2 separate regions of the Homo sapiens genome follow, and region 1 is linked to region 2. A link is an interaction called in ENCODE POLR2A ChIA-PET data of the cell type or tissue named here. Cell type or tissue: A673. All regions are shown on one strand. Each heading gives the region's core, and the rest is flanking DNA. Links, peaks and the distances in the headings are about the cores only. Region 1 holds the start of EOLA1 (endothelium and lymphocyte associated ASCH domain 1). Region 2 overlaps TMEM185A (transmembrane protein 185A).

Region 1 (7,758 bases), core at 1,754-4,253, 78 kb after region 2:
GCACTGTGTCCAAAACCGACATTGAATCTGATCCCTTTCCATAATCTCTATGGCCACAATCCCAATCCAATCCCCTAAAACCCCCTGCCTTCTGAAGAAGTCTCCTGATAGCACCCCCACCCCCCCCCAGCACTTGTCCTCTGCACTCTTGTGACCACACTGCCATCGGAATGATCTTGGTACAGGGACAATGAGATTATGTCACTCCTCTACTGAAACTTTTCAAGGGCTCCCTGCCCCAACTAGCACAGAATCCACACTTCCTCTCAGGGCACTCAAGGTCCCTCCTGATCTGGTTTCCCACCCCAGCCACGTCCTCTCCTCTCCCCTTTATTCACCACCCTGAAGCCACACAGGCCTTCCATCCCCTGAGGGAACATGCCAAGCTTGTTTCTACCTCAGAGCCTTTGTCAGTTGTGATGGGTTGCATTGTGTCCTCTTAAAATGCGTATGTTGAAGTCCTAAACCCCAGCACCTCAAAATGTGGCCTTATATATAAAAACAGAGTCATTACAGAGGCAATCAAGTGAGACTGAAGCCATCAGGGCGGACCCGCATCCAATGTGGCTGGCGTCCTTATGAAAAGGGGGATTTGAGAGACAGTCACGCACACAGGGAGAACACCATGAGAAGATAAACGCAGAGATAAGGGAGATGCTTCTACAAGCTAATGAGTGCCAAAGATTGCCGGCCAGCCGCCTGCAGCTAAGAGAAAGGGACAGACCAGATTGTCTTTCACAGCCCACAGAACAAACGAACCTGGCCACCACTTTGATTTCAGACTTCCATCCTCCAGAACTGCGAGACAATGATTGTCTGTTCTTTAAGCCAGCCCTTTTATGGTCCTTTGTTTCAGCCATCTTGGCAAACTGCTGTTCCCAACACATCTGCACAGGCTAGGGCACGAGTTTGCCATTTGACAGCACATCAAGCCCATTCTTTCCACCTGACAATCTTCATCTACCTTGTTTTTCACTGCCTGGGTGATATCCCATTGTTGGTCGTCTCATAATTTGCCTGACCATTCCTCCACTGATGGAGAGTTACAAGTTGCTTCCCACTTTTGCCACTAGAAATGACATTACCTCTAACACTCGCTGTGTGAAGACATGCTGAAGGAAATGCCTCGGCCGCCTGGCACGCCCATCTAAGATGCTGATATCTGCCAGCAAATGACTTTCCACAAAGACTCACCCGTGTACCCTCCACCAACCCATCCATGGTGCCATTTCCTCACACACTTGTGGCCCCTGAGCATGATTATTCTTCTGATGAGTGACCAAAGATAACCAGGTTCCTTGGTTCTGGATTACTTCTGATGGAGGCTGAATGTCCCCCACAGGGCCTGGCCACTTCCATCGGGATAAATGGCTACAGTGAATGTTTGCCTCTTTTCTGCCGCCCAGTTTCTTAGCCAACCCTTTTCTCGTCATCACCACAAAATCACAACAGACGCCAACTGTGTGTATGTGGAATCCCTAGTAGGAACTGATGTAACTGAAAAGGCAAGAAGGGGGTTGAGTCCCCTCCTACCTGGTGCTGCAGAGAGTACCTGCTTTACGGCCAGAGGAGGAAACACTCTTCCACTTAGCTTCTTTACCTGCACAACAAGGAAGATAAAGAGGAAAGGTCATTAAGTGCAAGACAGCAAAGCTGGTTAATGGCCCTAAGAAGGTCATGTACTTAGCAGGCATTGGAAACCAAGAAGAGCTGGGAGGCCTGGTCTTATCAGTAACACACATGTGCACATCACAGTTTGGTTCTGCTAATCACAGCAGTGGGACCCTCCGCACCTGTCTGGGTCAAGGACCACAGGGTGCACCAGCCCGCAGGGCAGAAAATCATTTCACCATGTTGAGCAGCATTCTTGCAGCCAAGCATGCTCCATTCGAAGGGAGAAAAATGACACTTCCCCTCCCATTGTCACGGGGCGAGTGTTTGGGACTCTAAATCCCATTGTCCTCAGCTTAATTCTGGGTAGGTCACGCTGAGCACGGCGCCACAGGCCACAGAGCTGTGCACCGCCCGGCCTCAGGTCCAGGCGAGCTCACAGCAGAAGGGCCAACGGGAGGCAGGGAAGACCGGACTGAGGTGGGGCCGCTGTGTGTGGAGCAGTACACGGGCTTTCTACTCGCAGACGCACGTCGCGGGTACACGCGCTTAGAAGGAGCGGAGCCGAGACCCTGCCGACAGCAGGGGACAGGAAAAGGCGCCTCGGTCGCGCCCCGCACGAGTTCCCAGCCCCACATCCAGGGAAACCCCAGCCCTCAGGTACCGTCCGCAAGAAGGCTGAGCACACAGGCTCCCGCAGCATGGGCCCTGGCACCTGTCAGCCCCGGCAGGTCTCACGGCCTCCGGAACCATGGACCCTGCGAGTCGTGGGTGTCTAGGGCCGACTCCGGCTTTTCGCCACAGGAATGAACAGTCCTCTGCTTCCCCGAGACCCAGCGAGGCCACCGGAGCCAGGACGATGGGCTCCCAAGCAAGGAGACGTGGGCCGCTGTGAGAAGAGGGAGCGCCTGGCTAGTGTCCAGGCTGCAAGGTCGTTGCCGCTAACTCCGGGAAACCAGTGGCCAGTGACAGGTGTTAGCGGTCTATAACTCTTCCGCTTTCATACAGCTCCCGTCATCCCTTTCACGAAGAACGTACGTGGGCGCGCAATCACGCATGTATGCACACCACGCACGTACGCGGGAGGCACGTACTCAGCCATGCATATAGACAGCAAACATTATGAATCTCGCATTCTCGAAGACACGCACTGACGACATCACGCACGTACGCACGCCCTGGCTGCTAGGAGACGCTATTCTCTTTACCTGGCCCTGATGCGCGCCAGCCAACCAGGCCAAGGCCAGGGGACCTCGAGACCGGCAGCCTCGACGAAGAACCGGAAGGAGGAAAAGGAACGGGAGGGAGGAAGAGTAAGTGGAAGGGTGGGACGAGGACACCAGGCAGGAGTTTTGGGCCCAGAGCTGCTATACCAGCAGGGAGGAGCTGGGAGAAACCGCTGGGGAGGGGGTGGAGGCGGGGCTGAGAGGAGGAGGGCGGAGCTGGGGGAGGGGCCGAGCGGGACTGACAGAAACAATTGGGGGCTGGGTTGAGGGCGGGGCTGAGATAAGAGGCGGGGTGTGGGGCAGGGCCGGGCGGGGCTGAGAGAAACCATTGTGGGCAGGGCCGTGGGAGAGCTGAGCGAGGAGAAGCTGCAGGAAGAGCTCGCGGACTCTTGAGAATCAGCAGGGGGAGGCAGGTGTCCGCTGAGAGAAGGAGGGAGGGGGAGAAAGAAATCACTGGGAGGGGCTGGGGGCGGGGTTTTTAAAGCAGCTGCGTGAGAAGTAGGGCGGGGCTGGGAGAGGCGGGGCTCTGGGGGGGCTGAGAATGCTGGGGAAGGTTTGGGGGCGGGGCTTTGGAGGCAGCCACAGGAGAAGCAGGTCGGGGCTGCGGGCGGGGCTCGGGGTGGGGCGGGGCTGAGAGAAACTGCTGGGGAGGGGGCCGAGGGCGGGGCTTTGGGAGCAGCCGCGGGAGAAGCGGGGCGGGGCAGGGAGGGGAGGGGCGGGGCAGGGAGGGGCGGGGCTGAGAGAAACTGCTGGCTGAGGTCGGGGCTTTGGAAGCAGCCCCGCGAAGAGCAGGGCGGGGCAATGGGAGAACTGAGCGAGGAGCAGCTGCGGGAGGACCCCTCGGACTCCTGAGAACCAGCTTAGGGGAGCGGGGGCTTGGGGAGGTGTAGGGTGGAATCACGAGAAAGCTCTGTGGGAGGGCCTGGTGCACAGCTCAGCTGCAGCGTGGAGCTGAGGGAAAGCCGGGCGTTCCTGGAGGAGGAGCAGGGCGGGGCTGTGGCAAAGAGGTGTGGGAGCAGATGGGGCGGGGCTGCGGGAAATTGCTGGAGAAGGGGGAGCCAAGCTGGAGTAAGGCTGGCGGGTGAGAATGGTGGGGGAGGAGCTAGTGCAGAGCTGGAGGAAAGAGCTGAAAGGTGCTGGGGTGGGCAGAGGGGTAGGAGAAGCGGGACGGGGCTAGAGGAGGCGGAGCTGGGACTGGAGATGCAGGGTGAGCAGGGTGGGGCTGCAGCAGGAACTGGGTTAGAGCTTCTGGAGGAGCCGCCTGCAAGAGGAGGGCGTAGTTGTGGGAAAGAGCTGTGGGTGGAACTGGTTAAGTGCTGGGAGGAGGAAGAGCTGGGGGCGGAACAGCTGGGGCGGAGCTGCCGGAGGAGGAGCTGGGGGTGGAGATGCTGGTGAAATGAAGCAGAGCCGAACTGGGGGTGGAGCTGTGGGTGGAGCTGGGGGAGGGAGCTGAGGCCCTTCTGTGATGCACCCTTAGGCAAGAGTCAAAACTTGCCCGCAGCGACCTAACTGCACCTCCAGTGTCTACCCCCATAGGGCACGGAAGCAGCAAGAAGGGCGGGAACACTTGACTGGGGTCTATGCAGCTCTAGGCTGAGTCTTGCAGGGCTGAGCCCCCCAGGCCTGCTCTCCTGTGTCCTAGCCGCTCTGTCAGTGCCTGCCAGTGGGGTCCGGAGGAACCGTCTCTTTAACGTCTCTTTTGCAGGTGATGAGAAACATCCCCACTCTTAATGTCTTGCCTCCTCCGACCTAAGTCGCCCAGCACACAGCCCAACTTCCCTGGCAAACTTGCTTTTCAAACTCTCTTCTCTCAGTCACGGGCTCAGGTTCTGTAGTGCTGCCATGCTTTACTCCTCTGTCCCTCCCCTTATCTAGTCTCCCGCATTGACTTCATAACCAAGTTCTGGGTCCCTGCCTCTGGAGTGCCTGATGAGACAAAACGGCTCCTCGTCCTGCATCCCCGCTGCTACTTCCAGAATTCAGGCCTCGTGGTCTGGAGCCTGCACTGTTCCATGAGCCTCCTGAGCAACCTGGAGTCCTCTGTCTTTCTTCCCTCAGGTCTGTCGTCCACATTCCATCGGCTCAGTTTCTAAGTCACAAATCTGTCCCCAGCAATCCTCTAGTGAAAACGCTGCTGGGCCTTCTCAGGTTTAAGTCCTAGCAGTTCAGGGAGTCGGCTCAGCTCTCCCCACCCTTAAGCCAAACACTCTTTGGGTTCACGCTGTGCTGTTCAGTCACTGGTCCCCACCAGCCTGCTGTTCCAGGTCTCCCTGCTTTGCACCGGCGGTTCCCATGGCCTTGTCCTGGTGCGCTCCTGGCCTCCTTCAAGGCACAACTTTAAAGTCACCTTCACAGCCCCACTCCGAGTATTAGAGACTTTCGTCTCCAGCTCTGATAGCATTTTGTACCTCCCCCGTCCCCACCCCACGTTAGGCTCTTGCAACCCAGGGTGGTAATTGCTCTGTAAGACTTGTGGCTGCCGCAGGGTCTCTTGAGTTCCTTGAAGGCAAGGCCGGTGTTTTACTCATTTCTGAAACTGGGTGCCCAGGGCACAGTATCTGCTTAGTAAGTGTTGAATGAGCAAAGGGCTGCTTTCTTGTTTTTTCTAGTGAGATGCGCCTACTTCTCCCTGGAGAAGCTCGAGGAAGCAGGAATGCTGGAGATGAGGTGAGGAGGAGAGGGTCCCTCTTTATGGGATGTAGGCCGTAGGGCTGCAGGGGACCTTCAGATCACCAGTTCCAATTCCTATGCATGCTAGCATCCCCTCCTGGGTTCCTTCCCCACAAGAATGGTTGCCAGCTTCTGCCGAACACCCCAGAACCTGCTTAGAGTGGTTTCAAATCATGAATGAGGATCCCCGGGATGGTGGGTGGCCGTTGCTCCTCCCGTGGCCTCTTGTTTGAAGAACTAGAACTCGCATAATGAGCTGGATAGCCACCGTGTGGCTGCTAGCAGGGAAGCCCTTGGTGGCCACATAAGGGCTCCCTTTTCCAACTCTCTCAGCTGCTCCTCACTCTCACTCCTGGGTGTGCTGGGCAGTGGGGTGCAATGTGCACGTAGGTGCACACTCTCCCTGGGCGGCAGCGAGAAGCAGAGGTCTGATCTGTGGTCGGATGAGGAGAGGAAGTGCAAGTAAAGCAGCTGCAGCGGTGAGTGGGCCTAGGAAGAATGGCATCAACAGGCCAGGCAGGGATGCGGGTGGTGTTCGGCTAACCCTGAGAAAGGGACCAGAATGCACCTGAGTCTTGATTTTCATTCCCAATAGCAGGTCAGCACGAAACCCAAAAACGCTCTGATTTCTGCCTTCCATGCTACACTCTCTTCACCTGCTGCCTTCTCACTCCTCTCATTAACAATGTCCTGGCAGGAACAAGACTTTCCCCTCCCTCTCTTCTCGTCTCTTAGCAGGTCAGGTCGGCCTTCACCTCCCTAGACCCGTCCTGCTCCTGCCTTCCCCTGTGGGGCCCTCCATGGATGCTCTGGAGTCCCGGGCAATAGTCAGCCAACTGCAGACATGCGGGGCCTTCTTGGGTTCCTTGCTGTGCTCCCTTGAAACCACTGTGCCTGGCTGCACCCCAGTAGCACACACTGAACTGACCCCCACTCCTGGGGCCAGCGGTGTGTCTCCTCAAGTTCTGCTTGCTTCTTCAGGCCTTGCTTGCATGCCTATCGTGCCACACATCATATCTCTTTTAGGAAGTCCTTGCCTTTTCCAAAGATCCTGCTTTGCAGCTGACTGTACCCTCTGCCTGCCTCCCCCAGGATACTGCCTCCTTCCTGAAACCACAGCCCCCGCTCAGGTCTTCCTTCCTTCCTCATCACCAGGGAGCCCCCTGCAGAGCTCCCAGTCCATCCCGGTGGCCTTCTGAGCCTCACCTCCCCTTCCTTCCCCTCCCATCCCTTCCCCTCCCCTCCCCTTCCCTCTCCCCGCTTCCCTTCCCTACCCTACCCTGCCCCCCCACCCCCTGCCCCCAACCCTGCCCTCTCCTGCTCTGTCCTCTCCCTCCATGGCAGGCTAGCCTCCCTGGCTAGAGCTGTCCCTTGCGAATTTGCCATCACCTTGCCTCTCCGTGCTCAGCATCCCCGGCTGTGCAGTCCTTCTCTTCTGCCCACATGCTCCCCTAGAGAAGCATTCTTTTTGCTCAGCCTAATTTCCGTGCAACTCCTCCTGTTTTCTGAGCCTGTCACCGCCTTCCTCTTCCTTTGCCTCCCCACTGACACTTTCCAGAGTGCAGCCACCTCTCCTCACTGTGCTTTTTTGACTCTGAGGCCCAGGAGGAAGTTGCCCTTCTCTGGAGATGGTTCACATTTGATCCTGCCTAGTGTTCCGGGGCACGGCCAGTCTGGGACCGCTTTGACCCTGATTCATGGTTTCCCTTCAGATGCTTTTTGGTCAGCCTGCTTTCCTCGTCTAGGAAATGGCTTTTGCTCATTTTTCTATTGAGTCACTTGCCTTGTTGATATGGAGTTGTAGGAGCTCTTTCTGAATTCTGCCTCTAACCCCATGTTGGCTTTTTGTATTTCAGAGACCTCGTCTGCTCAGGGGCTTGTTCTTACATCTTTTGCAGGGCTGTTTTGAAGTCAGTATTCACTTAAGCACTCCAAATTGTAAGTAACCCCAGAGGTCATGGAGTGTCCCACTGCCCCTCCATCTGGAGGCAGTGACCCCTCTCCCACAGAGGAGGTGCTCGCATGTGTCCAGTGCCCTGCCCATTAGATTAGAGAGGGTTCCCTTTTTTGCTCTCTTGCATTCATTTGTCCGCCTTTTAGCTTTACTTTTCTGCCCTGGACTCACACAGGGTCATGTGAACGTGTGGTGTAGCAGGAGGAGAGAGGTAAAGTGGAGGAATAGGAGCTGGAAGGGAGGAGGAGGGAAGAAAAAAGGAGGGGGAGGGGGAGGAGAGGGAGTGGGTTGGAGGAG
Region 2 (7,758 bases), core at 2,998-5,497:
GAAATAATAAATCTAGTGTTTGGTAGCACAAGAGGGCAAATATAGTTAATAATGTATATTTGCAAATAACTAAAAGAGTGGAATTGAAATGTGCCTAACACAAGTAAGTGATCAGTGCTTGAGGTGATGGATATCCCAGTTACTCTGATTTGATCATTACACATTGTATGCTTGCATCACAGTATCACGTGTACCCCATAAATAGGCACAACTGTTTTGTATCCATAATAAATAAAAATAATTTTTAAAAAATTGGAAAACATCTTATTCCCTTTGTCTGGAATTCCTTATTCCCAACTTGTTGCCCAGATTCCACTTCTCTTCCCATCTCTCTCAGGGAAATTAATCTTCCAAGTCCCCTAGTTTACCATATGTAGTTACTTGTTGATACATCATCTCCCTCTGTTCCTATTAGTCTGAGCATCTTGAGCGAACGCATTGTTGCTCCTTTTTATGTATCTCACACATTTCAGGCACTCAAATATTTTTAACAATTGTAAATTAGATGTGTGTTTATTGTGTATTGCTGCCCCATGATCCTTTTTTTCTCCCTGGAAAAACTATATATATGTAAAGCAAGTATGTTTTCTTGTTCTGCTACGTAATTATCTTCATATAAGCTTGCTGTTTTTTAAATTTTCTCGTTCTGCTACTTAATTCTCTTCATATAACCTTGCTGTTTTTTAAATCTACTCTTGTGTTCATTTCCGTATTTTCCTTAGGAACTTTGTCTGTTTTATCTGTCATGATTTAAGAGTAGCATGAGGAAGCCCACAATTAAAATATTTCTGTGTATCCTTAAAAAAGAAAAATTGTAAAATTATTTCCATATTCCATGGTCATGTTAGGTTTTTGTTATTTAGGTTTTCCTTATTAGTCCTTTTAGCATTTTAATACTTTCGGCTTTGAAATCTAATTTATCTAATTTTAAAGATAGTAAATTGTTGCTCTTGTCTTCATCCAGGCGTGCTAAACCTCTGTCATCTGATTTCTGATAGTTGGTTCGACTTTTGACTTTGGTTCCAAGCGTAACTCTTGAATGTAACAGGTTTACTTTCTTAATCTAGGAAGCAACCTTTCTTTTTACAGAGCTGTGGTAGGCAGAATAATGACGCCCCCAAGTATGTCCACATCCTAATCCGTGGAACCAGGGAATATGTTCTGTTACATGGCAAAGGGGAATTAAGGTAGCAGATGGAATTAAGTTTGCTCATCAGCTGACCTTAAAATAGATTATTCTGGATTCTCTGGCTGAGCCCAATGTAATTACAGGGCCCTTAAATATAGAAGAGGGAGACAGAAAAGGAGGTCAGAGTGATTCAGTATGAGAAGAACTGCATTCTCCATTGTTGACTTTGAAGATGGAGGAAGGGGCCATGAGCTAAGGAATGTGGCAGCCTCTAGAGCTAGAAAAGGCAAAGAAACATTCTCTCCTAGAGCCTTCAGTAGCATAGTCCTGCTGACACCTCAAGTTTAGCCCAGCGAGACCCATATTGGACTCTGACCTCCAGAATTGTAAGGGTTATGCCTTTTAAACCACTAGGTTTATGCTTTTTAAACCACTAGGTTTGTGGCAGTTTTGAATGGCAGCAATAGGAAATTAATAAGAGAACATTCAGCTCATGTATATTTTTCTAACCCTAGTATTTGAATCATGAATTATATTTTGTGGGTCCTTTTGTAAGTTTATCTTGTTTTCTATTTTTCATGTAATAGACATAAAATTTTAAGTTTCCTTTAAATTATGTCAAAAACCACATAAAATAATCCCTTTTCCAACATTTAAAACATTTTGGTACTTCTCTTTTCTTTAGTTCCACTACTCTCTTTTTTTATTAAATAAGGAAACTGTTTTACAGAGGATAATGAAGTTAGCTTACAGCATTTACCACCCCCCCCCACCAATTTACTTTTTATTTATAGTCTGAAAATCCTTTAGGATAAAAATTACCTGTACATGTTATCTAATTTACATATGAATCCTGTGTCGTCATTATCTTAGCATTTGTTAATGTTTGAATCCACTAATTTCTTTTTTAAATAGTCTGTTTTCAAGTCCATTGTTTCTGGTAATTATATTTGTAGCCACAGGCTTTAGTTGACAAATTGGTTCTGATTTTTTTAGATTTTGGAATATTTCCCTCTGCTTTAAGAGAGAAAACTTCTGCCTCTACTAATTGTGTACTGTAATTGTGGTGATAACTCCATTTCTATTAACTTGTGAATCACCTTGACACAGGCTCTCTTCTTGTCCAAAGTCTAAGGGATGAAGTCATTTTTATCTTGGTTTCTTTAAATGTTCTTTCTTTGTAGCAGCTTATAAAAGCCTGTTTTTGTTTTCGAGTATTAATATTATTAGCTAATGTGTATTGAGTACGCTGGTTATCAGACTGTTTCCCACAGACCTTGGGAGTGGGCCTTGAGACCCTTTCCAGGTATCTGCAAAGTCAAAATTATAATACTAAGACATTCTTTGCCTTGGTCGACATTGGCACTGGTGGTACAAAAGTAGTGCATCAAACAGCTGGTGCTGGAGCACAAATCAGGACAGTGGCACCAGCTGCACTAGTCTTCTGTCACTGGATTCTTCACCACCACGTGCTGGACTTGCAGTTAAAAAAAAAATGCCAGCTTCACTTACGAATGTCCTTGATAAAGCAGAAAAATATTAATCTCATTTAATCTTGACCCCTGAATGCACATCTAGTTTAATATTCCATGTGATGAAATGGGAAGAATGCATAAAGGCCTGTTGTATGCTGAAGTGCAATGGTTGACTCAAGGAAAAACGTGTGTGCCTGAGTTACAAGCTGCTGTTTTCATGGAGTATCATTTTTATTTGGAAGGACAACTGACAGACAAGACTGTGGTTATTTGTGTTATGGTGTTTGGCAGACATTTTCTTGAAAATGCAGGAAGCCACAATAAACATACGTGTGCATGTGTCTTTATAGCAGCATGATTTATAGTCCTTTGGGTATATACCCAGTAATGGGATGGCTGGGTCAAATGGTATTTCTAGTTCTAGATCCCTGAGGAATCGCCACACTGACTTCCACAACGGTTGAACTAGTTTACAGTCCCACCAACAGTGTAAAAGTGTTCCTATTTCTCCACATCCTCTCCAGCACCTGTTGTTTCCTGACTTTTTAATGATTGACATTCTAACTGGCACTATTCACAATAGCAAAGATTTGGAACCAACCCAAATGTCCAACAATGATAGACTGGATCAAGAAAATGTGGCACATATACACCATGGAATACTATACAGCCATAAAAAATGATGAGTTCATGTCCTTTGTAGGGACATGGGTGAAATTGGAAATCATCATTCTCAGTAAACTATTGCAAGGACAAAAAACCAAACACCACATGTTCTCACTCATAGATGGGAATTGAACAATGAGAACACATGGACACAGGAAGGGGAACATCACACTCTGGGGACTGTTGTGGGGTGGGGGTTGGGGGGAGGGATAGCATTAGGAGATATACCTAATGCTAAGTGACGAGTTAATGGGTGCAGCACACCAGCATGGCACATGTATACATATGTAACTAACCTGCACATTGTGCACATGTACCCTAAATCTTAAAGTATAATAATAATAAAAAAAAGAAAAAAAAAGACAAAAATACTATAATAAAAGATGCTTCTATCACACACACAAAAAAAGAAAGTGCAGGAAGCAAAACTTCAAGGAAAACAACTCATGGTATTTTTTGTAAATGGTAAAATTTGATCTTTCATGGGAAAACCAGAATTTTTGAAAAGTTGTATCTGCTACCATGAGCTTGACAACCTCCCAGTAATTAAAATATTTCTGATGAAGTTGGTGAAGATAGTAAGTAATGTGATTTTTTTTGCTATTGTATATGAAATGTGTCAACATTTGAAAGATCTTTATAACTCAGTAAACCAATATTTTCCAGTCGACCTACATTGCATTATACAATAATGCTGGGATAAAAGATTCATTGAAAGTATAAGAGAGACCAGTGGATTTCAGTGTAGCAGAGTACAAAAAGGTCATTGATACGATTTCAGATTCCACATCATAGTTAACCTTTAAGAAACTACCACTTGTTGAGTTTTAGTGTCCTGTTGAAGAACGTCTACCATTATCTGAAAGAGCTATTAAAATAGTTCTTTTCTAACTACAGATCTCTGTGAGGCCAGATTTTCTTTGTATACTTGAACCAAAACAATGTATTGCAACAGAATGAATGTAAATATAGATATTAGAATCTAGGTGTCTTCTATGATATCATACATTAAAAATTTTGCTAAACTGTAGAAACAGTGTCGCTACTCTCACTAAATTTGTGTTGGTTTTGGAAATGTTTTTAAATAATGTTATTTATGTTAGTATGTAATGTGTTTATTATTACCTTCGAAGAGTAGATATTTTTTGAATAACAACTGTATCGTAAATATTAAATACCAATAGGGATAACCCATATCAACCAGAGCTCTTTGGGATCCTCAGTAAGTGTTAGAACTGAAAAGGAGTTCTTTTTAAGAGTTAAACGTCAAAATTTTTGATACTAAAAACTTTGAGAGCCACTGATTTAGTGCTTTATACAAAGCACTTGTTATACTCATTATCTTATATTCGTAGCCACCTTATGAGGTACATATTATTGCCCTAACTTTATGGGTAAGAATACCATGACACAATGATGCTATGTATATTTTTTTAGCAACCCCTCTGAATCTCATGATCTTCCCAGCGTAGTTTTCTCTCTGGGAGGCTTGCTTCCAAGTTTAATTTTGTAGGTCCAGTCTTCTTACAACCCTCCTCCCTTTTTTCCAATCGAAGTTTCTTATGTTATTTTTCATAGTACAAAAACAGTACACGTACCTTACAGAAAACTCAGATATCATAAGCAAAAGAGTATAAAGACTATCCTTAATCTTCCCGAGTGGAGACCTGTTAGCTGCTCAGCAGATATTTATACAGATGCTTTTCTAAACATGTTCATTTATCAGTGTAAAGCCGGTATAGTATAATACTCAATTAGAAGGATTTTGGAGTCAAATGGTTTGACTCCCAACTCTGAGCTCTTAGACAAGTTATTTAACATCTGAGCTTTCTGTTCCTTATCTGTAACCGCACTGATCTGTTTTTCTGTGTCTAGAGTTTTGCCCTTTCCAGAATGTCAAATAAGTAGCATTGTACACTATCTTGTGTTTTCCATCTGAATTATTTTACTTATAGTGCATTTTAGATTCATCAATGTTGTTGTTGTCATCCATAGTTTGTTACTTTTTACTGCTGATTAGTATTCCATTGAACGGATATATCAAAATTCAGTTAACCATTCACCAGTTTATGGATGTGTGAGTTGTTACCAGTGGCAATTATGAATAAAGCTTCTTGGAATATTTGAATACAGGCCTTTGTGTGGACATACGTTTTCCTTTTTCTTGAGTAAAATACCTAGGTGTGGGATTGCTGGGCCATAGAATAAGTATACACTTAACTGTATAAGAAACTTCCAAAATGTTTTCTAAAGTGGCTGTACTATTTTGCATTCCCACCAGCATATATAAGAGATCTAGTGTGTGTGTAATCTTATCTCATTGTCGTTTTAGTTTGCATTGTCCTAACATCTGAAAATACTGAGTATTTTTTGTGTGCTTATTTGCTTTTTGTATGCCTTCTTTGATGGGATGTCTCTGAATTTTTTGGCCATTTTAAATCGGGTTGTTCACTTATTTTTTTAGTTGTAAAAGTCCTTTTTATATACTGGATACAGGTTACTTTGTCAGATACGTGTTTTCAGAGTATGGTCTCCCAGTTTGTGGCTTGGCTGTCATTTTGTTAATGATAGGTATCTTTTGGAGAGTAAGAGTTTTTCATTTTGGAGAAGTCCAATTTCATATCCCATCTAAGAAATGTTTGCCTAACCGTAGGTTGCAAGTATTTTTTTTTCATATGTGTTTTGGACATTTTATAGTTTTGTGTATGACATTTAGGTCTATGATCCATGTCACATAAATTTTTGTATATGTTATAAGGTTAAGAGTCAAGGTGTACTTTCCTCATTTATCCAGTTGTACCACCATTTATTGAAACATAATTATTTCTCCATTGAGTTGTTTTGGCACCTTTGTGGAAAATTAACTGACTCTATATGTATGGGTCTGTTTTCCAACTCTCTAGTACGTTCTATATATCTATTCTTATGCCAGTACTACATTGTGTTTATTACTGTAGCTTTATAGTAAGCTTTGAAAGCATGTAGTATAAATTGTCCAACTTTGTTCTTTTTCAGAATTGTTTTGCCCATTCTAGGTCCTTTGCACTGTCATATGACTTTTAAAGTCAGTATGTCAATTTCTACAGAAGAACCTGCTGGCTCCCAATTTTCGCTGGGATTGCATTGATTCTTTAAAATAATTTGGTTAATTTGGTGTGTGTGGTAGGCTAAATCATGACCCACAAAGATACCCACTTCCATGGAACCTGTTAAAGATCTTGAGATGATGGGGTTATCCAAGTGGGGCAATAAATGCAATCAATCACAGGTTCCCTTAAAAGAGGGAGATAATATTAAGAGGAGAAGGCAGTGTGGTGGAAACAGAGACAGAGATTTGAAGATTTTATGCAGCTGGTTTTGATGATAGAGAAAGGGGCCATGAGCCAAGGGAATACAGCTCTGGAAACTGGAAAAAAACAAGTAATAGATTCTCCCATAGAGTCTCCAGAAGGAGTAGGTCCTGCTGACATCTTGGTTTTAGCCCAGTGAAACCCTTTTTGGACCTCTGGCCTCAGGATAATAAATGTGTGCCATTTTAAGTCACCAATTTTGTGGTAGTTTGTTACAGCACCCATAGGAAACTAATACACAGAGGATGTAAATCTTAACAGTATTGAGTGTTCTATGAACACAGTATATGTCTCCATTTATTTAGATCTTTAATTTTTCTTGGCAGTTATGAACTGAATGTGTCCCTTTAAAAATCACAAGTTGACTCTAGTCCCCAGTGTGATGGTATTTGGAGGTGGGGCATTTGGGAGGTGATTAGGTTATGAGGGTGGAACCCTCATGGTTGGAACTAGTGCCCTTATAAAAAGAGACCAGAGAGCTAACTCACTCTCTTTTCACCATGTGAAGGGTATTGAGAAGTCTGCCATCTGCCACCCAGAAGGCAGCCCTCGCCAGAACCCAGCCATGCTGGCATCCTGATCTCCAACTTCCAGCCTCTGGAACTGTGAGGAATAAATTTCTGTTGTTTATTAGCTTCCCCACAGTCCTACCAGTGTTTTGTAGGTTTCAGTATATAGGTTTTGCATATATGTTGTTACATTTATCCCTAAGTGTTTTATATTTGTGATGCTATTGTAAATGGTGGATTTTTTCATAAACTTTTAATTTTTGAATAGTTATAAATTTATAGGAAAGTTGCAGTAAATGATACATATTTTTAAATTTCTGTTTCCAATTTGTGATAGCTACTATATAGAAATGCAATAATTTTTGTAAATTTACCTTGTGTCCTTCAATTTTGTTAAATTCACTTACTAGATCTACTAGCTTTTTTTTAGATTACTTAGGATTTCCTACACGGAATATCATGTTGCCTATAGATAATGACAGGTTTACTTCTTTCTTTTAAAACTATATTCTTTTAATTTCTTTTTATCATCTTATTGTTGTGGCTAGGACCTTTAGTACAATGTTGAATAGATGTGTTGAAGTGGACATACTTGCTGTGTTTCCTGTCTTAAGGGGAAAGTATTGAGT

What was found. ChIA-PET counts read pairs that join two places held together with the same protein. Peaks named below come from ENCODE experiments on the same cell type or tissue, not always from the same donor. Only the 100,000 strongest peaks of a DNase experiment are listed, where the experiment ranks them.
Region 1: POLR2A ChIA-PET joins it to region 2 with 11 read pairs; 3 of 35 experiments call an interaction of 5 or more read pairs at or near these places.

Annotation. Positions count from the first base shown.
Region 1 is chrX:149,535,861-149,543,618 of GRCh38, reverse strand. EOLA1 (endothelium and lymphocyte associated ASCH domain 1) reads right to left here and starts at 2,607. Exons shown (of 5, transcript NM_001171907.3): 1 at 2,276-2,607; 2 at 1,534-1,600. It overlaps EOLA1-DT (EOLA1 divergent transcript), which reads left to right and starts at 3,867. Exons shown (of 10, transcript NR_027455.5): 1 at 3,867-3,918; 2 at 4,713-4,895; 3 at 5,447-5,504; 4 at 5,841-5,986; 5 at 7,364-7,445. RefSeq lists an enhancer at 2,057-2,266 and silencers at 3,014-3,204, 3,237-3,306, 3,317-3,626, 4,377-4,456. In A673, for the core only: no CTCF peak of the experiment used is centred there; DNase peaks (open chromatin) are centred at 2,738, 3,308, 3,928 and 4,038; H3K4me3 peaks cover 1,468 bases; H3K27ac peaks cover 2,108 bases.
Region 2 is chrX:149,615,364-149,623,121 of GRCh38, reverse strand. The region is part of intron 1 of TMEM185A (transmembrane protein 185A); the gene reads left to right. Among named protein-coding and RNA genes, the nearest start is that of TMEM185A, 13 kb to the left of the region's middle. In A673, for the core only: no CTCF peak of the experiment used is centred there; no DNase peak of the experiment used is centred there.